Regions from separate parts of the Homo sapiens genome. Here all the other regions are linked to region 1. The links are chromatin loops, found by intact Hi-C in ENCODE. Cell type or tissue: Panc1. All regions are shown on one strand.

What was found. A loop is a pair of places that touch in the nucleus more often than their neighbours do. Peaks named below come from ENCODE experiments on the same cell type or tissue, not always from the same donor. Only the 100,000 strongest peaks of a DNase experiment are listed, where the experiment ranks them.
Region 2: a loop joins it to region 1, with 3 times the contacts of the local background. A loop is called at or near these places in 74 of 110 quality-filtered maps.
Region 3: it touches region 1 in a loop (4-fold over the local background); 65 of 110 quality-filtered maps call a loop at or near these places.

What each region holds. Positions count from the first base shown.
Region 1 is chr4:150,005,765-150,013,764 of GRCh38, reverse strand. No RefSeq gene overlaps it. Among named protein-coding and RNA genes, the nearest start is that of DCLK2, 69 kb to the left of the region's middle. In Panc1, CTCF peaks have their summits at 2,862 and 3,063 (motif pointing left); a DNase peak (open chromatin) is centred at 3,044; H3K27ac peaks cover 2,311 bases.
Region 2 is chr4:150,205,501-150,213,500 of GRCh38, reverse strand. The region is part of intron 5 of DCLK2 (doublecortin like kinase 2); the gene reads right to left. It also overlaps the pseudogene RNU7-194P. Among named protein-coding and RNA genes, the nearest start is that of DCLK2, 130 kb to the right of the region's middle. In Panc1, CTCF peaks have their summits at 3,708 and 3,908 (motif pointing right); no DNase peak of the experiment used is centred here.
Region 3 is chr4:150,239,092-150,247,091 of GRCh38, reverse strand. DCLK2 (doublecortin like kinase 2) reads right to left here. Exons shown (of 16, transcript NM_001040260.4): 11 at 7,217-7,350; 12 at 6,616-6,693. Among named protein-coding and RNA genes, the nearest start is that of DCLK2, 160 kb to the right of the region's middle. In Panc1, CTCF peaks have their summits at 3,832 and 4,037 (motif pointing right); a DNase peak (open chromatin) is centred at 4,011; H3K27ac peaks cover 5,198 bases.

The sequences.
Region 1 (8,000 bases):
TATTTCAATATAGTGATAGAGGAAAAATATATTTCTTAGGCAACTATAAAAATGACCCTGGTCATCATCCTACTGAAGATAGAACATGGAAAACCCATGATGTTCTTTGTAAAAAAAGAAACGCTTCCAAGCTTCTAGGATTATTTGGTTTCTAACATTTTTTTCTTCTTCTTCAAAATGTGTCATTTTTGTCACACGTTCTAGAAAGACCCTCTGTGGTGTTGGGCTTCCAGTAGAAGAGCATTGTTCATAGTCTCAAGTTAGTATTCATTTCTGAGTCAGAAATGGTACATTATGATGAGCATGAACCTGTTTCTTATTACTGCTGCTCTCCCAGCAGAGATAGAGAAGTACTAAGGCACAAAATGTGAGAGGCATTGAGTTCTCAATTGCTTCCTAATCAAAACCAGTGTCATCCATAGAACATAAGGCCAACAAAGAAATCCTTGCTGTTATCAGCAGGGCCAAGAAGTTCTACAATCACTTCTGTATTCACGCTTTTAATTTTGTATTTATCACATGCCTCTTTGGTGATCCTTTTATAAGGATAATCCCATGCCCTACATTAGGTCACTGCGTAAGGAGCTCTGGAGTCTTTTGTTAAGTGCATACATCCTTGAGCTTATTTATGAGCTGGAGAGAATTACTTTAAATGCTGATGTCCTAATCCTTTTGCCATAAGTGAACTTGGATTGTGCTTTACTATACTGGCTGGGAATTCTGACATTTTATAACTCCCCTGACTCACTTTGTCCAGATGACTAAATAGATGATGGTAGGTTTTTCAGATCACCTCTATCTTACACTGAATGTGGATGGCGTGCCTGAGAAATCTAAATAACCAAATGTATAAGTTATATGCTCCAAATAGATGCCTTGTGTGGGAAAATTACATTGTTTCTCAGTGCCTATGAGGGTTCAATAACTGTTGACTAAGTGTATCTAAGAGGGAATCTTCACATTACCCTAGTAATATGATAAGATGTATATCAAGACATTATTTCCTTGAGCATTGGCTAGAATCTACATCTGGTAGCCTGGCTTTGAGTCAGATTTTAAAATGGATGGTAAACCAATGTAGCTCATCTATGTAATAAATATTTATCAAGTACCCAATATATGCCAGGCTACTTAATATAAGTCATCAATGTATTAATTTTAAGTAGTAAGAGACCAGAGTCTTTTGATTATTGCAGGAAAAGGGCTTTACTGAATTTTGGTATATACCTAATTAAAAATACACAAAATACTGCGAGTTTCATCTCAAACCTATGGAATAAAACCGAATAGCTTTGAGGTAGGCATGTCAGACACTTTTATTATTCTTTATATTTTATCCCAGTTTAATCATCCTCAAGTAAATAGTCATACAAAGTATAGCACGGTTTCTTAAGGTAGGTCTTAAATTGAACTTATTAGGTCTTTTTTGTTTTGTTCAGCATTTCCCCATAAGTTCACTAATAGGATCTAGTATGACCATCCTGGGTTTAAATTCTGGCTCTGTCACCTAACCTGGGGTAACCACTTAAACTTCCTGAGCCTCAGTTTCTTTATCTATGAAATGGTTAAAAATAAGTTTATTACTCTTAGGCCGCAAGTAATGTACAGAAGTTGTTGGGAATTTATTAAAATAATAGGCAACTTTTAACTGGGTCTTAAAAGATGATTAAATTTTTAAAAATGTACTAATCAACACACATGCAAACACACACATACACACACACAAAGGTAATAGACTTTCTCTAGGTAAAGAAGAAGGAGAAGAACATTCAGGTGGTGGAAATGTCACATGTTATGTAAGAGAAGAGTATAATATTTAAAACTATAGGCTTGACATGCTGGCTCACGCCTGTAATCCCAGCACTTTGGGAGGTGGAGGCGGGTGGATTACCTGAGGTCAGGAGTTCAAGACCAGCCTGGCAAACATGGCGAAACCCCATCTCTACTAAAAATACAAAAATTAGCCAGGCACAGTGGTGCACACCTGTAATCCCAGCTACTCGGGAGGCTGAGGCAGAATTGCTTGAACCCGGGAGGCGGAGGTTGCAGTGAGCCGAGATGGTGCCACTGCACTCTAGCCTGGGTGACAAAGTGAGACTCCATCTCAAAACAAAAACAAAAACAAAAAACCTATACTTTAGGGGTCAACTGGTGACCCCTAATTTGGATTATGCACACCTAAGGGGCATGTACACTGCCATTTAGTCACAAGCCTATACTCTAAGGGTATAGAGAAAAAGCTTTAGCTATTTTTAATCTCTCTTCATTACTATAGGCTTAAAATACATGTATATTATTAGTTTCATGCTAGTTATATCGACTTTCATTGGTGAAATTAGTGGCTAGCTAATTAGTCACTAATTAGCCATTCAAGATATTAGAAATGGGCTTTCAGTAGTTATATTAGTGGTGTTCAAGGTATGTAGTTTGGTGAATATATTTTTGAGACACTCCTATCTTGCATGATTAGGTATAGAAATTTAGCAAGGTCTCTGTCTCTTACTCTTAAGAATGGCATATCAGATGTAACCCTCAATCAGTTCTGGGTGTAAGGGCTTATTCTCTGATTCTTGGTTGCCAGAATTGGAGTAAATACAGTATATTCAGTATACACAATATATTCAGTTAGCTGAATCCTGCTACCAGAATGTTGTTTCACATGCCTCTGGTGAGGTATTATGGACAAAATCTCAAACTGCACTGAAGTTCAAGTTAAATATGCTGTTTCACTCTTATGTCTGCTTGCTAATTAATGTCTGTTGTGGAAGAATTTGGTATGAGTCTTACTTTAATTATAACCAAGAAGCCAGGTTGTGGGGTAGTAGGTAACTCTCACCTACTTCAAATGTTTTCTGGGGCTATCATTAGCTACCAAAAAGCACCAGACTAGGTTAGCTTGGGTCTAATGTGAATGAGCTTGGAGCCAACTAAAAAGGCACAGAGCATGAGCGCTCAGGGAACAGCCAGCAGTTTAGAATGCTTGGAGTCTGGGAACATTGTATGCAGGGAGAAAGGTAGTACGGAATGAATTTAGAAAATAAGTTTGGGGCCACCTGGTGGAAGAGATGTGTGTTTCGGTCTCATAAGTGTATTCACAAAGGAAGGAGTCAGGTTTTTTAGAAGGTGAGTTCCATACTTCAGACTTGCTCTCTGGCTGCCATGTGGAGGGAGAGAGCGCCGTTAGACTAGGGTTTAGTAAACGATGACCTGAAGGACAAACCTTGCCTGCTGTCTGTTGTGGTACAGCCTGTGAACTAAGAACGGTGCTTGCATTTTTAAGTGGGGGGATTAAAAAAGAAGAAAACTATTTCATGCCATGTAAAAATTATATGAAATTCAATCTCTATGTCTATATATTAAGTCTTGTTGTTGGATTACAGCCATGCCCATTCCCTGTCCATTACTGCTTTAGCTCTGCAACCGGGGAGTTGAATAATCACAGGAACAGGATGGCTCTCAAAGCCTAAAATGTTTGCTGTCTGACCCTTTACAGAAAAAGGTCACCAGTCCTTCTGTTAGACCAGGATTGCCATAGCCCATGCAAGAAGTGAGAGAACAGGTGGTGAAGGAGTGGGGCAGGGACTTCCCTGGGTAGAATTATTTAATATAAGAATTAGATTGAATTTTGGTGGTGAGGGAGTGCCTGATGACTCCTCATCCTCCTCGTTTGTCTTGTGACGCTATAAAATGAGGAAGCATATTCGGGAGAAGAAATAATTTGGTGAGAGAGGAGAGGTAGACATTAATTTGGGCTGGGCTTATTGAATCTGAGCTACCTGTGGAAAATCTAAGTAGAGGAATCTCATATGTATGTCTTGAGGGATGTTGGGACTGGAGAATTGAGGTTTATTCATTTCAGGTCCTATTTGAAAGTCAGATCTTTTAAGGTTAGGCAGAGGAAGACAAGCCAGAGAAGGAAGAGAACTGGAGGAGAACACTGTTTTAAATAGAAATCAAAGATTAAGAGCTCTTGCTTCAAGAAAGGAATGACTAATAGTGTCAAATGCTGCAGAGTTCAAATGAGCTGAATATTACACTCAGCAAATGGCCGGTTATTGGCAGGATTAAGCAGTTTTGCTAAAGTTGAGGATTGCCTGCTTAGCAATTCCACTTGATCTCATGGCTACCTCAAGTCAACATATTCTAATTGGAACTCATCGCTTTTCTGATTCTGACACCCTACCACTGAAATCAGTGTTTCCTGTCTTGGGGATGACACTGTCATTTATCCAACTGTCAAGCCAGAAACCTGGGGGTCAGGCTGGACATGTGGTTATCCTTCACCCCAGATAGCTAACCAATTACTAAGTCACATTGATTCTATCTTCTTAATATGTCTTCAACATGCCCAGGACTCTATTTCCACTGTCATCCCTAGAATGCAGTTATAGAGTCTCTCTGCTGGACTCCTATAACAGTGTCTTAACTGTTCTTTCCCATCTGTCCTCCTCTCTCCTAATTTATTCTCTACTTAACGGCCAGAGAGATCTTTTTTTTTTTTTTTTTCCACACAGAGTTTCATTCTTGTCGCCCAGCCCAGAATACAATGGTACAATCCTGGCTCACTGCAACCTTCGCCTCCTGAATTCAAGTGATCCTCCTGCCGCAGCCTCCCAAGTAGCTGAGATTCCAGGCACATGCCACCACGCCTGGCTAATTTTGTATTTTTAGTAGAGACAGGGTTTCACCATGTTGGTCAGCCTGGTCTTAAACTCCTGACCTCAAGTGATCCACTCACCTCGGCCTCCTCAAGTGTTGGGATTACAGGCATGAGCCACTGCGCCCAGCCAGGAGATCCTTTTAAAAGCAGTGTGATCAGGTCCCATCCCTGCTTAAAGTCATTTTCCTACCACCCTAAAAGTAAAGAACAAATCCTCAGTGTGGCTCACTGGGTGTCCCACAAACATCATTTTGTACCATTTCCCCCTGAGTCTCTACAGTAAAGTCACACCAGCCCTCTTCCAGTTCCTTGAAAACACATTTCCTTCTACTTCAGGGACTTCCCATCCATTAATCATTTAGCTTGGAACATTTTCCCCACTTCCCCTTTGTGTAGTTAATACTTAGGAACTCTTTGCCTATTAGTTTATGTCACATCGTCTGCAGGGAATCCTCCAATTTCCCAGTCTAGTCTTGTCTTCTTATGCACTCTCACAGCTCTGGAGCTTCTTTTCTACTGAGAAGCGAAGGTATTGTCTAATATCTGTTTTCTCTTCTTGAAATCAGGAGCTGTGTCACCCGCCTCACCTCTGTGGCTCCAGTGTCAGGGTCAAGCAGTGCCTTTTCACTCAATGATTCCTTGTGGAATGGACGTGTAGCAAGAATGCAGAAATGGAGAGTTCTGTATGTTTTGGTCCCATAAGTTTTCTATAAGTTTGGATTCCAAAGGGAAGGAGAACAACTTAATAATAGCAAAAGTAGATTCAAAATAGCAAATAAATTCAAAATAAAGGTTTTTTTTTTTTTAAATAGATGGGGAAGACTTGAATCTATTCTAGAGTAAAGGAATTCAAAAGGAAGAGAAGTGAAGTTCTGAGAGAGATGGAGTGAGGGGTAACTGGAGAAGCAGGGAGGGGGGGGAACGTAGAGGTCAGCTGGAAGGTGCAGCCCTGGGAAAGAGGAGAGAGCTGCCTCCTGATGCTCAGGGAAGTGCATAAGAATTAGGGTCACAATGGATAATTGTGAACATATTATGAAGACATTTGGAAGCAATTAATACTTGGGCTCAGTTTTCTCCTAGAAGTGGGAAGCTGTTATGGATTGAATTGTGTTCCCCAAAAAGATTTGATAAAAGTCTAAACTTCTGGTAACTATGAATGTGACCTAATTTAGACATAGGGTCTAGGTGTAACTTCATAAGGTCATTTCGGTGGGACCTAATCCAATACAACCTTATAAAAAGAGGAAAATGCCATGTGATGATAGAGGCAGGGACTGGAGTCATGCAGCTGGAAGCCAAGGAATGCCAAGGATTGACGGCCACCACCAGGAACTAGGAAGAGGTGAGACAGGATTCCACACAGTCTCTCAGGGAGCATGCCTGTGGCTATCTTGTTCTCAGACTTCCAGCCTCTAGAACCATGAGACAATAAAATTCTGTTGTTTTAAGCCATCCAGTTTAAGCTACCTTGTTATAGCAGCCCTAAGAATCGAGTACAGATTTATGGCCATTTTTTTGAGTGGTGTAGAGCATAGTGTTGTCTTGGGGACAGTGATGAAGATATAGAAAAGCCACTGTGGGAAAAGACAGAGGGAGCTGATTTAAATCTAGCTGAATATTTCCTGAACCTTTAAAGCCATGATAGGGTGATGAAATAAGAAATAGAAATTTAAAAGACCATGTGGAACAATGGAAAACAACAAGGTAAATATCATTGTTAAAGTATTAACTTTAGCTATACCGGTTGGGCACGGTGGCTCACGCCTGTAATCTCAGCACTTTGGGAGGCTGAGGTGGGTGGATTACCTGAGGTCAGGAGATCGAGACCAGCCTGGCCAACAGGATGGAACCCATCTCTACTAAAAATACAAAAATTAGCTGAGTATGGTGGCACATGCCTGTAATCCCAGCTGCTGGAGAGGCTGAGGCAGGAGAATTGCTTGACCCTGGGAGGCAGAGGTTGCAGTGAGCCAAGATCATGCCACTGCACTCCAGCCTGGGAGAAGAAGTGAGATTCCTTCTAAAAAAAAAAAAAAAAATTTAGCTATACCCTGTCAGCCAAGTCTAAAAATACATAATGTGGACACTTCTCTTTATTTTTAAGAAAGAAGTGTAATGATTCTTAAAAAAAACAAAACAAATATTTTCTTGGTGTTGGTTTCTTATTTGAAGAACTGAGAATAACATAGTAGCAACAGATTTCATACAAAATGTAGATTCAACTCTTTTAAGCATCTACTTTGTGTCAGAACTCTATGTTACCTCATTTACTTTAATCATTACTTAATGTAGGTACTTTGTTCTCTTATTAATCTGAGAGCTGAATTTTAAAGATATTACCCAGGCAGCTTGAGGATATTGCTGATCCTGAAATAAAGGTCTCTGAACTCCCTTTAATTTCTAATACTTTCAATTCCTCATTCCACAATATAAGGTTGCAGGAATGTTTCTCAGGTAGATATTTCTTAAAGGAATTGCTAAATGCATAACAATAAAATGTAAATTCAGTGAAGATAGGTCTTCAGTGGTTTAAGTCTATGTAGTCCAAGTAAATAGCTTTCTGGAGATCTATTTTGATAAAGAAGACAGTTTAGAATACCTAAAGAGAGGAATGGATAAACCATCGTGCTCAAAAATCGCTTCTCCCTGTTGTATTTTGACAGAATCCATGGAGCAGTCTGTTCAAATTAAATTCTGGCAAAAATCCTAGAGTGCAAATATCTGGCATTACTGCTTGAAAGGAGACTCACATGGTTCAGATATCAGAATGCACTAGGCCAGTTTAACCTTCTATTGAAAGTTGAAAGCCTGACTTGTGTTCTTGCTTGGATGGAGGGTCATCTCACCTCTATGTCCTAATTAAAAATTTATTGAGTGAATAAGTTAATTTAAAAATTCTATATTAGCAATATTAGCTCAGAAATCATACGATAGATGCTATGTTGTGGCTATTTAGAGCAGCATAAATGTTCCTAGCCTTGCTGCTATTGAACATTTCTGATTTCATTGCCTGATCTGAAGGTCAAGGGCATGAACTTGATGGAAAAAAAATCCTCCTTTGGGGAATCATTAGAGGAAGTTTGCCCCAGTTCACCACCAGTGATCACAGAGGAGGGGGTACAAATGGTGCACAAAGCATACTTGCCCTTCAGTGACCCTCAAAGCACCCTGTGGCTCCATGTGTCTTTGACCAAGTTTATAGCCTTCCATTGCCCTTTGTGGCTATTGTGAAGCACCCGGGGGAGAAAGATGATCTCAGGTAGCCAGGACCCAAACTGTGCAAAATTGTCAAGATCACAATCAACAGTGCTGATTATTTACATGCAGCACCAACCACATA
Region 2 (8,000 bases), 200 kb before region 1:
GTGTAAAGTATTATAAATGCTGAATTAGGAATGTATCCAAGAACAGAAACCTTTATTATTTTCATATTGGATTTCTGATAATTTGAAATACTTCAGTATGAGATATGAAAACAATCGGAATCAGCACCCAGAGGGTGGTAACACAGGCTGCATGCTTAGATTTGGTTTCGTTTGGCAAAAACAGTGGCACTTAAGACTTGTGGTTGGTTAACAGTGTTAAATAGAATCCACTGCCTGAACATGAATATGGCTTAAAACAACAGCCATCTCTACAGTCTATCAAAGGGGCAGTGTGGAGCCCAACTTCTGCTTTCCTGTTCTTCCAAATACAGAAACCACCACAGGTGACTACATGGCTTGCCAAAACCAGCAGAGAATCTCATCGCACCCCTCTGAGTAAGCCTTTCGAGTAAGGTGTTGGCTTACTGGATTGTGACCAACAGACAGGTGGTGTGACCATGCCTACTTGCTAAAAATACCTGCATGCTTTCACTGTGAGGTTTCACTGATTTCTAGGATGCCAGGGTGATGAGAGAGGTGTCTGCCTCTTCTGTTATAACTATGGAGGCTACTACAAGCAGCCACAATGACAATCTCTAAGTCTTTAACTCCATCCAGTTACCTATAATGCACTACCAAGAAGAATTTCTGGGCCCACTTTCATGAATAATGGGGCATTTAAGTTTAACACATATGCCAGTTGTATTCAAATGAAATTCTTACAATTGATCCTATTTATACACTGATTTACTTGGTAAACCCTCCCTGCATCCTCAGAAAGATAGGCTTCAGCCCAGGTGAGTCATTTACTTCCCAAGTGCACCAGATTTGACTGAGCAACTACAATGTGCAAATCACTGTCCTCAAAGTGTGAGATGCATTATGACTTATTTTGTTAGGGCACTTCAAAACTGCTTAGCCCCTCTTTTGGTTTTTGTTCTACAAAATCAATTATATGGAAAGATGAAGTCACCATCCATCTCTGGAGTAATGAGAAGTGGTCAGTTTCTTAGTATTGAAGGTTATCAACTAGTCTTAATTACAAAAGAAAAGCCAAAGCTCCAGGGAAAAGCAAAAATGTCTAAGGTCAGCAGCTACTGTGGATTTACATTTCACAGCTTCGAAAAGAAGTGTTCAAGTTCAGAAGGTCGAAGAGTTACATTTTAGCTCTGCCAGTCAGGATGAGATACTACCAGCCCTTTCATCACACTTCACAAATCTGGAAAATCTTTCACCACCAGCAGACCCAGGAGACATCATCAGATAAAATATCAGCACATCAGACAGTTCATAATCTCAAGATGTTGGATAATGTTCCAAATGTACTTTTTTCTTCCTTCTTTCAACCGGCAAGAATGCTCACAGCAGAGAGCCTCCAGGCATACACTTCAGCATCAAAACACGAAACATTTTATCCCTCAGTGTCCACAGATGTGCTGTGACTCTGAAGCCTGAAGTTACTATTGCCTTAAAAGTCTTAAACTGGAACATGAATGATGAATTAAAGTTCAGGGAAATGCTTTCTTCATCCATCTGGTAGCTGATGACACATTTACTACTCTTTATTGCCTATCTGTCCCAAAGAAAATGCTGTGATTTAAGCATAGCAAATATTCCTATGGGAAAAGTTATCAGCTAGATTGAAGAGACTCTGAGGAACTTGCACAGAGGGAACAGAAGATCATAGGTTGGGGTCAAGCAGAAAAATGGAGAATCAGGAAGACGAGCATTAAAAGAAGCAAACGAGGTCCACAGGGGTGGGATTCTAGGATTTGAAGAGAAGGAAAAAGAATGAGTAGGGAGTCAGCAGTCTGACGAACAAAAGGACTGGAAGGAGAACAAAGCAATAAAATTGATGGGGTGAGACTCTGGCAGCCCTCAAAAAAGAGGATGGACAGGAAGGTTGGAAAGGACAGGATGAGGAAGCCAGACCAGCCCAGGGCAGAAATTTTGAGTGGCTGATAAAGAGATGAAAATGGAGAGAAGGCTGGTGTGACTGCCAGACTCCACAATAGCCCTCATGAGCCCCAGCTCCCGTTTCTCATGCCCTTGTGATGTCTCTCCCCATGCTGAGTTGGGCTGGTGTGTGACCACCAAGATATTATGGAAGAGATGGGGTCTGGCTTCCAAGGCTAGGTCACAGAATGGACAGCTTCTGTATGGCACTCTCTCTCTCTCTCTCTCTCTTATCACTTGGTTCTGGGGAAAGCCACCTGCTGTGTTCTGAGGAAACTCAAGCCAACTTACAGAGAGGTCCACATGGCGAGTAACCGAGGCCTTCTGCCAACAGCCAGCACCAGCTTGCCAGCAAGTGAATGAGTGACTACAGAGGGGGATCCTCCATTCCCAGTCAAGCCTTCAGGCGGCTACAGCCCTGGGACGCGTCTTGACTGCAACCTCATGAGAGATCTTGAGCCAGAACCACCCAGTTAAGCTGCTCCTGAATTTCTGACCCGTAAAAACTGTGTGTGAAAATAAATTTTCTACTTCTTTTGTTTTAAGCTGCTAAATTTTGGGATAACCTTTTTCTTTCTTTCTTTTTTTTTTTTTTTGAGACAGAGTCTTGCTCTTGTCACCCAGGCTGGAGTGCAATGGCGCAATCTCCGCTCACTGCAACCTCTGCCTCCTGGGTTCAAGTGATTCTCCTGCCTCAGCCTCCCAGGTAGCTGGGACTATGGGCACATGCCACCACACCCAGCAAGTTTTTCTATTTTTAGTAGAGATAGGGTTTCACCATTTTGGCCAGGCTGGTCTCAAACTCCTGACCTCAGGTGATCCACCCACCTCGGCCTCCCAAAGTGCTAGGATTAAAGGCGTGAGCGACTGTGCCTTGCCAGAATAACCTTTTTTCTTTTTTTCCTGGAGACAGAGGCTCGCTCTGTTGCCCAAGCTGGAGTGCAGTGGTGCGATCTCAGCTCAATGCAACCTCCGCCTCCCAGATTCAAGCAATTCTCCTGCCTCAGCCTCCCAGGTGGGATAATCTGTTCCTAGTAGAGTCATTTATAGATTATTGATAGGGTTGGAGTATGTGAAGAGGGCAGGAAAGCAGAGGTGAAGGGAGAGTTGAGAGGAAAAGTTGGTGATAGAAAAGCAGAGGAGGTAATAAAATCTGGAGTCTGACTTCTCTCACCTTCTCTTTCCCCCTTGTACGCTACTGCATGTTAGTTTTTTGCAAGTAAAACTGCCTTCACGTGAAAATGGAACCTGGAAATGCCAAGGTTTACGGTAAGAAAGAATAACAAGGCTACCCTAACTGCTTTCTCCATATTTAATCAATCTCAATCCTGTGCGGTAGGTCCTATTAATCCCTTTTTCCACAGATAGGGGTGATGTGACTTATCCAAGGTAAAACAGCTTAAGAGTGGCCATGCCAAGATCAAACCCAGGCACTTGGACTTCATGTGCTTTTTTTCCATTTTTAATTTTAAGTCAGAGTCTTGCCCTGTAGCCCAGGCTGGAATGAAGTGGCAGGATCTCGGCTCATTGCAACCTCTGCCTCCAGGGTTCAAGGGATTCTCCTGCTTCAGCCTCCCGAGTAGCTGGGATTACAGGCACCTGCCACCACGCCTGGCTAATTTTTGTATTTTTAGTAGAGATGGGGTTTCACCATTGTTGGCCAGGCTGGTCTTGAACCCCTGAACTCGTGATCCACCCACCTTGGCCTCCCAAAGTGCTGGGATCACAGGCATGAGCCACCGCACCTGGCCCTAAATGTTGTAATAGATTTACCTGTGTGGAGTCTGCTGGTACCACCAGAAACCCTGCTAGACAAATTCTAAAAGGGCTGTTACATTTCACGTGCTTTTGATCACCATCCTGTGTCTGTTTCCAAATGGAGGAGGCAGCAGAGGAGGGAGGGAGCTCAGGTCTCCTTCTTCCTCCAGGTCCTCTGTGTAGCTGCACACCAGGGGGCACCATTCCCACCTTAATAATCTGGCCAAAGCAGACCAAGACTTTTATCCTGGTTACCCTTAGCTTAACTAGAATAGCTCGGAATAATCACAAAAAAACTTAAGAATTAGAGGACAAAAGGAAAATAAACCAGAGTCTCGAGGAGATCTGTAGCCTCGTAACAAAGGCATAGTACAACTTGGCATGAATTGTCTTTATTTCAGAAGCCCCAGGGCTCCCCATGTTCCTGGCTGTGGGAGGCAGCCTGGGGCCACTGAGGTGAGAGAGGCTGTGTGTGGCCTGCAGAAATGCCTCCTCCCTAGGTGACCATCACCAGGAGCAGCCCTGACCTTCAGGAAAGTCAGATTCCCTAAGTCCAAACAGAAGCAAAGCCAAGTTCTAATACCTAGGAGCTAGGTTCTGGGGAAGAGGCCTAACAGGGACCTGCTGGATGGCGTTAGCCTTTAATAACTAATTTTACAAATTTTTGGTCTGATCATGTTGTTTCCAATCATTTGTTTAAGAAGACTGATCTTGCTTTCCCACTGTGTCCTTGGGGCTGGTAGTGTTTATGAGCATGGGCTCAACACCCAGCTATGCCACCATACCCACAGGGTGACTTCCATCACAGGCCCACCACAGAACATCATCCCACATCCTTGTAACCCATGTATCTGCTGAATCTGGATATGCTAATTCCAATCTATACCCATCTTGACAATACTCAGCTCCACTGAGTACTGTCTTCCAAAGAAAACCAAAAACGCTAAACTATTGTGAACTCTGTTATTGTACTAAAGCTTTATGGGGTTAGGTGGAAATAATGGGCACAGTGTGGACAGTTTCACTTTCAAGGAGCTCCCATTAGATACCTATTAGCAAACTTTTCCCCCAAGCCTCTCAGGAAAAGTTGTCACCAGGTATTTTTCTCTGTCTTTCCACCCCTCTTCACCCAGCCTCCTCCCTAACCCCAGGATTTCCTCTCTCTTTTTCCCACACCTCCCCCTCCCTATTCCCCTCCCAATCTCTCAACCCTTTTTCCTGTGGAGCAAATGTGTTACTCAGAAGGCTGAGACAAGAGAATCACTTGAACCTGGGAGGCAGAGGTTGCAGTGAGCCAAGATCACGCCACTGCACTCCAGCCTGGGCAACATAGCAAGACTCCGTCTCAAAACAAAACAAACAAAACAAAACAAAACAAAACAAAAACAAAAAAAAAAACTCCGTTTCTCCATCTTGAAGACTAAACAAGGTTTGAAACTACTTCCAGTTTTTACACTTTATGGTTTTAGGTAACTACTGACAAAAACTCTTTTATGACCAAAACTTTTATGACCAAAACTTATTTTGTTAGGCCACTTCAAAACTGCTTAGCCCCTCTTTTGGTTTTTGTTCTACAAAATCCTCTGCTTGACTAGGCCCAACCTTGGGCTTCCCTCCCTGTCCTTGCAGAATCCAGGCTGAGGCCTGAGCAAGATTCCTGTTAAGTCAGTTCAGGGAAAATCCCCTGTACTTGGTATCTGACTCTGATGTCAGATCACCCCAGCCTGCCTTCAGCAATAAGCCTATCAAGTCGGTTGAGCCGGAAGCCTCTTATGCTGGATGGTTCCTCTAATACTCTTCCATCTGCTGATGCCCACCCTGCTCCTTGGTTATAATCCCCACTTTTCCTTGTTGGAGCTGGATTTCCTCTTTTCCTCCCTGCAAGGCTCCACTACAGTGGTCTCTATACCAATTGCCAGGGACCACCCCCACTCTTTGAATAAAGTCTCCCTTATAGTCTTTAACAAGTATCTGGAATAATTAGTGTTTTTTCTTTAATACTACTTGAACAAAACAAATATATAATCAAGATACCACTAACTCTCAGTTGTCCTAAAGTCTCTCAGTTTAAGGTTAAAGAACCTTAATTACTTGGTCACCACCCTATTTCTTACATGCTCACCTGCAAAAAAATCATTCACAAGTTGAAGAAAGCTTTCCTTCCGCTACTGGCTTTTTTCCAGCCCCTCAAAGAACACAGTCTTAGCAGAATCATCTTTCTCGTAAGAGTACCAAGAAAACTACGAGTACATTTTGTGGAGAGGAGGGTGGATTGTCTATATTTTATATCTCTCTTAATGAGCAAACCAAAGTGTCACTAACAATCCATGATCAGAGATTAAACATATCCTATTTTCATTTTCAGTTCTTTCAATGCCCCTACCAAAATATTAAAATAATTCCCAGACATGTATACAAAGAGGGAAAAACGGTGACAGAACATCAAATTCTGCTTACCCTTAACCTTATTTAGTTCCCTAGTGAATAAAATCCAGATAGTAACAAAACCCTCAATGCCAAAAGCTGTGTCCTGGCAGCTAGAGAGACTGTCAGCTCCTGCACATGCTGTCGTGGCTTGGTTTGCTTGCTTTTATCAATTCTCTGATTCTCTGGAAAAAGATTATCTATCCCCCAAGGCCATTAGAGCATCTAACTAGGATAAATAGTGGTAAAGAGTTCCTGCCCACGAAAAACAATCCTCCATTCTCAGACATTCCCTCTTAACTGATCTTAATAAGCTATTTTAAATGAAGGGAAGGGAAACGCACAGTACTAACACACGGTAATTATCTGTAATTCCTCATCTGTCATGCCACTGAATAAAAAAAAATAAGCTGGTGCCTTGCAATGACATCAAAATTAGGGTATTTGGTACAGTAAAGTAACCTGACTAAATTGCATTATTTAAAAAGAAGGTTTTCATCCCAATGACAATATATACTACAGATTATGGGAACTGTAATGAGATGAAATTTTCATAAGGCAGGACCCATGAGAATAGGTAGTAGTTAGAGAGCTTTGGGATTGTGGCCTAAAAGCTGAATCAGTGTGGCAGAGACATTAGTTACTCATGTTTAATGTAAAATTCAGTGTTTTACAACAGCATTGAAGTAAAAGGACAAAAAATAGACTTCCTAGCCTTTTAGTTAGGTTTTTCGGCAAGTTAACAGAACTATATTCCTAGCATTTTAGAGGTCATTTAAAATCAAAAGTCTTGTTTTACAGATAAGAAAAAGAAAACCCAGAGGAAGTATCACAGCTGTTAGCAAAGCCCACAGGCCTCAGGCATAGTGGTGGAGAACAGGGGGTGGTCCTGGAAAGACAACTGTTCTTTGTCTTACTTATAATCTTATGTTCAATCTTGACCAGTAATCAACATTTCCCTTAATCAACAAATTTGTCTTTATTCCTCTCGGTGTGAATAAGTAATCCTTGAGCATTTACTGTGTGCTAAATGCTGGGGTTACTATAATAATTAAGATACACCTAGCATAGAAGGAACAATTTTACTTAATGTCTCAGCAATAATACAATTTATTAGGTTTTAAAAATTCCATTAATCTTAACAAATGTGAGTGACCCTGCACAAGTATGCATGCATGTGTGAGGCAGGTGTGTGCACAGAATATTAACATGTATTTCTTTGAAATGGTTAGCTGTCCTGTCCTGAAGCCATAGTTGTAATTACTAATAAGCAGCACCAACTGGCCTAGTGGCAAAAACAGAAAATGACAATATTGGGTTTAGAGGTGAAGATGGACTAGGAAGACGGGAGCTGGGATTACCAATGGGTAACAAAAAATGGGGAAGTGACCAAGACCCAGAGTAAGCAGGCACTCAAGTGTCCCATCTGATCCCCCAAAGCGGTCCTAGGTTAAGGATCTCAGCCCCACCTGGGGCAATGGCCTGGGGGAGGAATATGAAGGACCTTGGCATGTGGCTCACTGGAAAGGTTACCCTAGATCTGCCCTAGAACAATTAACCAGCTCTAGGAGCCACTCGCTTTTGCGTTAACAAATTTTGAAACAACAAACCTGAAAAGAGGTAAATCAACTTATTTTTATTTTAGTTCTCTTGAAAGTTACTTCTATTAATAACAATGTACTTCCAATCTGTTCCAGGGAAAATAGGAGAAAAATCTGAAAATAATTAGCTTACTACTAATTCTTAATTTATGTAACTTTTCTGGGAATTGACAATTTAAAAGTCCACTGAAATCACATTATGAACTGACTTAAGTCAAGTTAGTACTTCAGAAAAATGCCTGCTTCTTTTGATAAATATAA
Region 3 (8,000 bases), 230 kb before region 1:
AATCTAAGTCCGATCTCCTTTCCCTTCTTCTTTGCACTTTAACAGCCAAAGATCAGTGGAACAGCCAACATATGAAAAAGTCATAAGGAGTTCAGGATCTGGATAAACATTCATGAAATAATTAGTTCACTCTTGGAAACTGACTTTCATTTAAGCTCAGTCTGAGAGGAAGGGCCAACCCAAGATGCCAAGCAGAATGGCACAGGCTGAGGCAAACCCATGTCAGCAGCTCACAGGGGCATCCCTCCAACCTGCGCCTGACTGACCCACCCTCGGAGGTGCACTTACACAGTTAGTGCCTGATGAATACAGGCTGACCTGACTTCTCATGAATGATGTCATGGAAATGTGGAAACACCACTGGGGAAGACGTCCCCAACCTCCCATATAACCTCACCTCCACAGCCCCCTCACTTGGTGGGTGCATCGATGGCTAGAGTGAGGAACAGCATCACTAGTTTTCCAGGCCATTACAAGGCCCCATGAGAAAGCTCAGAATGGGCTGTTGGAGTCAACTTCAAAATCCAGGAGTGCAAGTTAAGTATTACCCGGCGAGTGTGCAAACTTTTCTTGGAATTTCTTCACCCAGCCTTCAGGGTTTTGCTACCAACCCTCTCAAAGGGGAACAAGGGCAAGCGTGGTGTCCTGAGAAACAGATCATTCAGGACAGTGTCTAGCAATAAATTCTAGGGCTGTTGTGATGACATGGCTCCCTCATTCCTCTCCTATTAAAAAGAGCAGAGTTGGCTGGGTGTGATGGCTCATGCCTGTAATCCCAACACTCTGGGAGGCCAAGGTGGGTGGATTACCTGAGGTCAGGAGTTCAAGACCAGCCTGACCAACTTGGTGAAACCCTGTCTCTACTGAAAATACAAAAAAATCAGCCAGGCATGGTGGTGCGCACCTGTAATCCCAGCTACTCAGGAGGCTGGGGCAGGAGAATCCCTTGAACCTGGGAGGCGGAGGTTGCAGTGAGCTGAGATCGCACCACTGCATTCCAGCCTGGGCAACAGAGCAAGACTCTGTCTCAAAAAAAAAAAAAAAGAGTAGAGTTTGTGAGCTTTGTAAATATTCATGACATTTAAGAGCAAGCCCAGGTCTTTGCTATTGTGAATAGTGCCGCAATAAACATACGTGTGCATGTGTCTTTATAGAAGCATGATTTATAATCCTTTGGGTATATACCCAGTAATGGGATGGCTGGGTCAAATGGTATTTCTAGTTCTGGATCCTTGAGGAATTGCCACCCTGTCTTCCACAATGGTTGAACTAGTTTACAGTCCCACCAACAGTGTAAAAGTGTTCCTATTTCAAATGTCCATCAATGATAGACTGGATTAAGAAAATGTGGCACATATACACCATGGAATACTATGCAGTCATAAAAAAGGATGAGTTCATGTCCTTTGTAGGGACATGGATGAAGCTGGAAACCATCATTCTCAGCAAACTATCGCAAGGACAAAAAACCAAACACCACATGTTCTCACTCATAGGTGGGAATTGAACAATGAGAACACTTGGACACAGGAAGGGGAACATCACACACCGGGGCCTGTCATGGGGTAGGGGAAGGGGGAGGGATAGCATTAGGAGATATACCTAATGTAAATGATGAGTTAATGAGTGCAGCACACCAGCATGACGCATGTATACATATGTAACAAACCTGCACGTTGGGCACATGTACCCTAGAACTTAAATAAAATAAAAACAACAAAAAAAAGCAAGCCCAGCTGAATGGACACCCACTGGTCCACAGAGTTTGGTGAAGAGGCACACTGAGGAGTGAAAGTCAGGACAGATAACTGGGCCAGGCAAGAGAAAGAGATTACCACTACTGTCCCAAAGAGTGATTTCCTGTGAATGCACACGCGTTTCTTAGTGTCAAAATGTTTTCTTTCCTTTTCACTGTTATTTCCCTGCTGAGTGAACTCAGCTTACTGCTCCTTCAAAGTGAGTACAGAATACATCTAAGATTATTAGATTTAGTGGAAAACTTCAGAGAACCAGAGGGCTCCAACATATGATGTTAGAAAAAGATATTTAAAATGAGCTATTTCCACAATCATTCTTTTTAGTCATCCTTACCTATTATTCCACTCAACTCCCCCTTATTTTTTCTGGAATCTCAAATATCTTATATTTTGTTAATGTATACAGCTTTTATTTTGTTAATAAATAGCTAAAAAGCTGGAAGTGTGTGCACAGCAGTCATTTATAGCAGCTGGTTCTTGGCAAAATACCCTGAGTCAACAAACAAAACCACAGGGTGTCTCAGCAATGAGAATGGGACCCTGAAGTATCCACTGTAAGTTGCAAGAGCTTTGACAGTTGGGGCCTGCCCCGCACTAGAAAAATAGAAAGCTAATTTATCTTTCTTAGCAGTCATGTAAGAAAAGCTGTTCTGATTAAATCCACACTGGATCCGGTATCGCATTGATACTCCACAATCTGGCTGAGATCCTTCATGGCATTTTTAAATTCTAAAACAATATAGCCTTTGGACCAAGGTGCCGTAAGTCTAAAAATGTCCATTAAGAAAAACTTGAAAAACAACAAAAGAGTTTGTGCACACGCTCTCTTTTCAATGACAAAGCATTATAATTCAGAAAAGGTAAACCTGAAAATGTTGTAAGCTATTTCCCAAATGATGTTCAAACATTCCACTTGGAGCATTTTGTGTGTGTTTTAAGAGAAACAAAAATTTCAGTATAGTCACACAAATAATACTTTTTGTCAGTGACCCTAAGAGCAGACTTGCTTAGACAACAACTAAAATTTTGGGTGCCTCTGAAAAACCAATCTACTTCTCGGTAATGATGAATCTGATGTTGAAAAAGACTAGAGGGAAATGGCTCAGGCACAGTGGCTCACACCTATAATCTCAACACTTTGAGAGGCTGGAGTGGGAGGACTGCCTGAGGCTAGGAGTTCAAGACCAGCCTGGGCAACACTGCAAGACCCCATCTCAACGAAAAACTTCAACAACTAGTGCAATATAGTGGTGCACACATGTGGTCTCAGCTACTCAGGAGGCTGAGGGAGGAGGATTGCTTGAGCCAGGAGTTGGAGACTGCAGTGAGCTATGATTGCACCACTACACTCCAGCCTGGTCAACAGAGACCCTGTCTCTTAAAAAATAAATTAAAAAAATTAAAAAATAAAATTTACAGACTGGGCAACAAAGTGAGACCCTATCTCTACCAAAAAAAAAAAAAAAAAAGCTGGGCATGGTGGTGTGTGCTTGTAGTCCCAGCTACTTGGGAGGCTGAGGTGGGAGGATTCCTTGAGCCTGGAGTGGGCTGTGATCACACCAGCCTGGGTGACAGAGCAAGATCCTGCCTATAAAAAAGAAAAAAAAAAGACTAGAAAGAGAACACATGTCAAACTACAACTAAAACCTGAAAAGCCTGAAGGAAGAAAGAATGAAAGATGCTATCGTCAGAGAAGCTAAAACTGTAAATTCCAAGTAACGATTGTAGTTTAAATGCTTTGGGTTAAAGTTGTCTTTTGTATAAAACAAAGAGACTATTTGAAATATGTGAAGGACTTTTAAGTACAAATGTAGACAATCTACTTTATACCAAACTTATTTACCGTAATTTAAAGTACCATGTCCGTAATTAATGACATGCATTTCTGTATTATAGTAGGTTATAAAATCTACCCAGAATGTCGCTGTATGCCATGAAGACACTTTGGTAACACACGTTTAACATTACAGATTCTCTTTCATCACAATATGATATAAAAGAGGGAAAGCGCTGTCTTAATTTTTAAAAGCTACCTGGAGGTCTATGACCTGCTTCTGAAGGCAGCATATAAGGGCAGCAGCTTTCAGAATGTAGCTTTATTGCTTTTGATTAGCTAAACTTATCTCTAGACCCCACAAAAAAGCTGCTCCCCGTTCAGTATCAATCCATGATAAATGCATCCTCTTCAATTTGAGTCTCACTTTTTTTAAAAAGTAAAAAGCAGTGAAAGAAAAAACTCTCAGGCTGCACCAGCAACTGCAAACACTAGAGGGAGTTGTGAGCACACAGTCCGCTCAAACTCATCACCCAAGACCCTTTCCCAGCTGATCCCAGCTTGGGTTAGCCAGGGAAGGGAACTCCACTGTAACTGGCCCAGGATCACCTGTCATCAAGATGCATTCCCCTTCTCCACTTGACCCCTTCTCCCAAAACATGACATCACTGAGACCAGCCAAGGCCCGGTGTGACTTTAAAAATGGCCACAAATTATTCCCTTCCCACTATATACTTAGCTCATTTTCTCCCACATTTACTCTTGGGTTAGCTGTTTGACTTGATTTGCTTAACGGCACATCAAGTGTGAGGTGAGCAGAGGCTGAGGAAGTGCTCGGGGAGCAGAACTTGCCCTGTCTCTGGCTGCTTTGGGGAATCTTGCATCCACTCTCATGGAAGCCCAGGACAGCCCCTGCATGATGAAAGCACAGGGCCAAGTCATCTCTCTTGTCCCAGTGGACACTGAGCCACCTACCAGGTGTGCAAGTGGGGTCATCCTAGACCATCAAGCCCCTGCTGAGCCAGCCAGCTCAGAAGATTCACTCAACTGATCCATGCAATTGTTTCACACTCCTAACTTCAGGGGTAGTGTGTTACTCAGCAAAAGCTAACTGAAATGTACAGTAATTCTACAGTCTGTGTAACCCACCTAGTTAATGACTTTGGTGGAAGACCACGATGTTGACGGCCAGATGGAAATATCTTTCCACCTACAAAAACTCCACTAATACCACAAAGGTCTCACTCAAATGCTACATCTTTCATGAATGCTACATCCTTGTGATTTCCAGCCCTGAACTAAGCACTCCCTCATGCTCTGCTTATTCTCTTTGATCAATAGTCTTGTGAGGTGTGTCTTTATCTATAGCATAAGGCTTTCAAAAGTAGAGACTAACATCTGTCAGTCTTATGTTTACTGCAATGCCAATTAGAAAATTGTTCAACGCAATGGGAAAACCGAGAATTTTAAAAAGATAATCCTTTCAACTTTTCTGTATGTTTGAAAGTTTTCACAATAAAATGTTGGATGGAAAAGAAGATAAAACCATTTTTCACATAGTGACCCAGTACAACACTATAAACACCATGCCATAGGCTAAATGTTCATGTCTCCCCAAAATTCACATGCTGCAACCTAATGCCCAATGTGATGGTAGTAGGAGATGGGACCTTTGGGCAGCCATGCTATTGTTAAGGGTGGAGCTCTCATGAATAAGATTAGGGCCCTTACAAAAGACCCCAGAGATTCCCTTGCCCTTTCCACTGTATGTGGTTAGAGTGAGGAGATGGCTGTCTATGAACCAAGAAGTGAGCCCTCAACAGTCACCAAATCTGCAGTACCTTGATCTTGGAATTCTCAACCTCCAGAACTGGAAGGATGAATTTTCTGGTGTTTATAAGCCACACTGTATATGATATTTTGTTATGGCTAGTCAAATAAACTAAGGGAAACCACAACCTCAGGTTTTGTTCACCACTTTATTCCTAGCACTTAAAATCATGCCTGGCACACAGTAGCTACTCATTAGACAGTTACAAAATGAACAAAGGGAAGAGATTAAAGTGAAAAGAGGTCAAGAAAACTCAGAAGAAAACAGAACATGCATGGTTAGATGAACTTCTGCTTCAGAGTAATTCATTTGCTCCAGAGGGGGAGATGAAACTCATCAAAAGAGCTGTGGCTGAAGCCCCTCACTCATTCCCTGCACAAAGATTGCCAGGCCAATGAGTGTGCTCCCGTGCCCTGCTCAAATACTCTGACCATTGTCAGTGGCCATCTCTGCTCCCACCATGTGAAGCAAATGGTTACCAAGACTCACTCAGTCTGTGTATTCCCAGGCCTATTTATACCACAAGTGTTTGTAATTCTATTCTTAATTAAATGTCACATGAACCAATAAAATGAATTTTAAGAAGAAAGAGATCCTGTTTCTATGAGAACAAACTTGAATGCTTGGAAAGAGGATATAAAAACTGCTGCCTAATTGAGTGAGAGAGACCACTATGAAGAAATGGAAGATGACATACCTGGAAGGATTCGGACTGCTTCACAAGGCTCTTTAAATCTTGCTGTCATTTGAAAAGATGGAGAAATTGGACATGGTAGACACTGTATTATGGGTTTATTTTTATGAAAGAATGAACACTGGAAACTCAGAGGACCAACCAAACACAAAGCAAAGGCCTTCACCTCACACCCAAAGTATGCTAATGAGAATATACATTAATAGGCTGTAAATTAAAAAGCGAAAGGTGTTTTATGTAATTTTTTTTTTCTGATTTTTTTTTTTCTTTTTCTTTTTTTTTTTTTATTATATTTTAAGTTTTAGGGTACATGTGCACATTGTGCAGGTTAGTTACATATGTATACATGTGCCATGCTGGTGCGCTGCACCCACTAACTCGTCATCTAGCATTAGGTATATCTTCCAATGCTATCCCTCCCCCCTCCCCCCGTTTTATGTAATTTTTAACTGGCATTTTTAATGACCAAACAGTCCCGACTTCCAGGAGCAAAGTACCTGCTTCTGGACCCAAGGGAGAACATTTGCAATTCAAATACGTCGCCCAAAAGGCCGCCTACCTTCGGAATGGTGGGAATCCACAGAGAAGTATGTATGTGATCACACCAGCTGCCCAAATGTCCACCTTCAGGCCATAGCTAGGAAAACAAAGTGGGTGAGGGGGAGAGAACTGATGGCTCCCAAGACCCTTCCATGGTACTGGAGTATTGCCTTTATTTGTTAGGAAAAGGATTATTTTAGTGTTAAATTATTCATTTCATTTCACATAGAGATGAATGAATCACACTTTAGAAAAAGGCATCTGTTTCTGCCAACCTAACCACAGTCTTGGTGACTACTGCCATACTCTCAAGAGTGGCCTTAGAACACAAGTCCAGGCCAGGGCTCTGGCCAGGTAAGCATAAAATCTGCTTCCTGAGGTCAAAATCATGGTGCAGGCAACAGACTCTCACTTCTTTCCATTCTCCACCTTCACAGGAGGCACTGTATACACAAGCAGCAATAGCAACAAAACAGACCTTTCTTACCAACTGTATACACAAGCAGCAATAGCAACAAAACAGACCTTTCTTACCAACTGTATACACAAGCAGCAATAGCAACAAAACAGACCTTTCTCATCAAAGTTAAAGTACTAACCAGGGCCACCAGAAGTCTTACCCAGTTTCAGCAATGATTTCTGGAGCCACATAAGTGGGTGTGCCACAGACTGTGTATAAAGGGCCTTCTACCACAGTCGCAAGCCCAAAGTCTCCCAGTTTCAAAGACTTGGTTCCATCAGGATATTCACACACCTGAAACAGAAATCAGCCAACAATCAGAAGATTTTTTTTTCCTCAACAATTGTGAGAGGGCTCTTGGAATTAGGCAGAAAGGACACAAATACATTTACTATTAAACTCGAATGAAATCTCTCCTTGTGATTTTTTTTTTTGAAGACACGGTCTCGCTTTGTTGCCCAGGCTGGAGTGCGGTGGTGTGACCACAGCTCACTGCAGCCTCAACCTCTGGGCTGAAGTAATCCTTCCCCCACGGAACCCCCAACAAGTAGCTGGAACTACAGGTACATGCCACCACACTAGGCTAATTTCTTTATTTTTTGTAGAGACGGGGTCTCCTTATACTGCCCAAGCTGGTCTTGAACTCCTGGGATCGTGAGATCTGCCCACCTCAGCCTCCCAAAGTGCTGGGAATACAGGCATGAGCTACCGTGCCCGACACCTCCTTGTGATTCTAACACCATGATTCATCTTTGTTGCTTTAAAGTGCTAATTTTTTTCTCTTCAGAGATTTTGCACAATTGTGTGAAATTTGGAAAAAATATTTTCCACTTTTGCAGAAAGTTCCTTCCCTAGGAGTACGATGAACACACGTGCTTGCTTACACAGTAGTTAGAGTGTAGGCGGCTGTGTACCTGATAGGCGTGAGAGAGGCCTCTAATCCT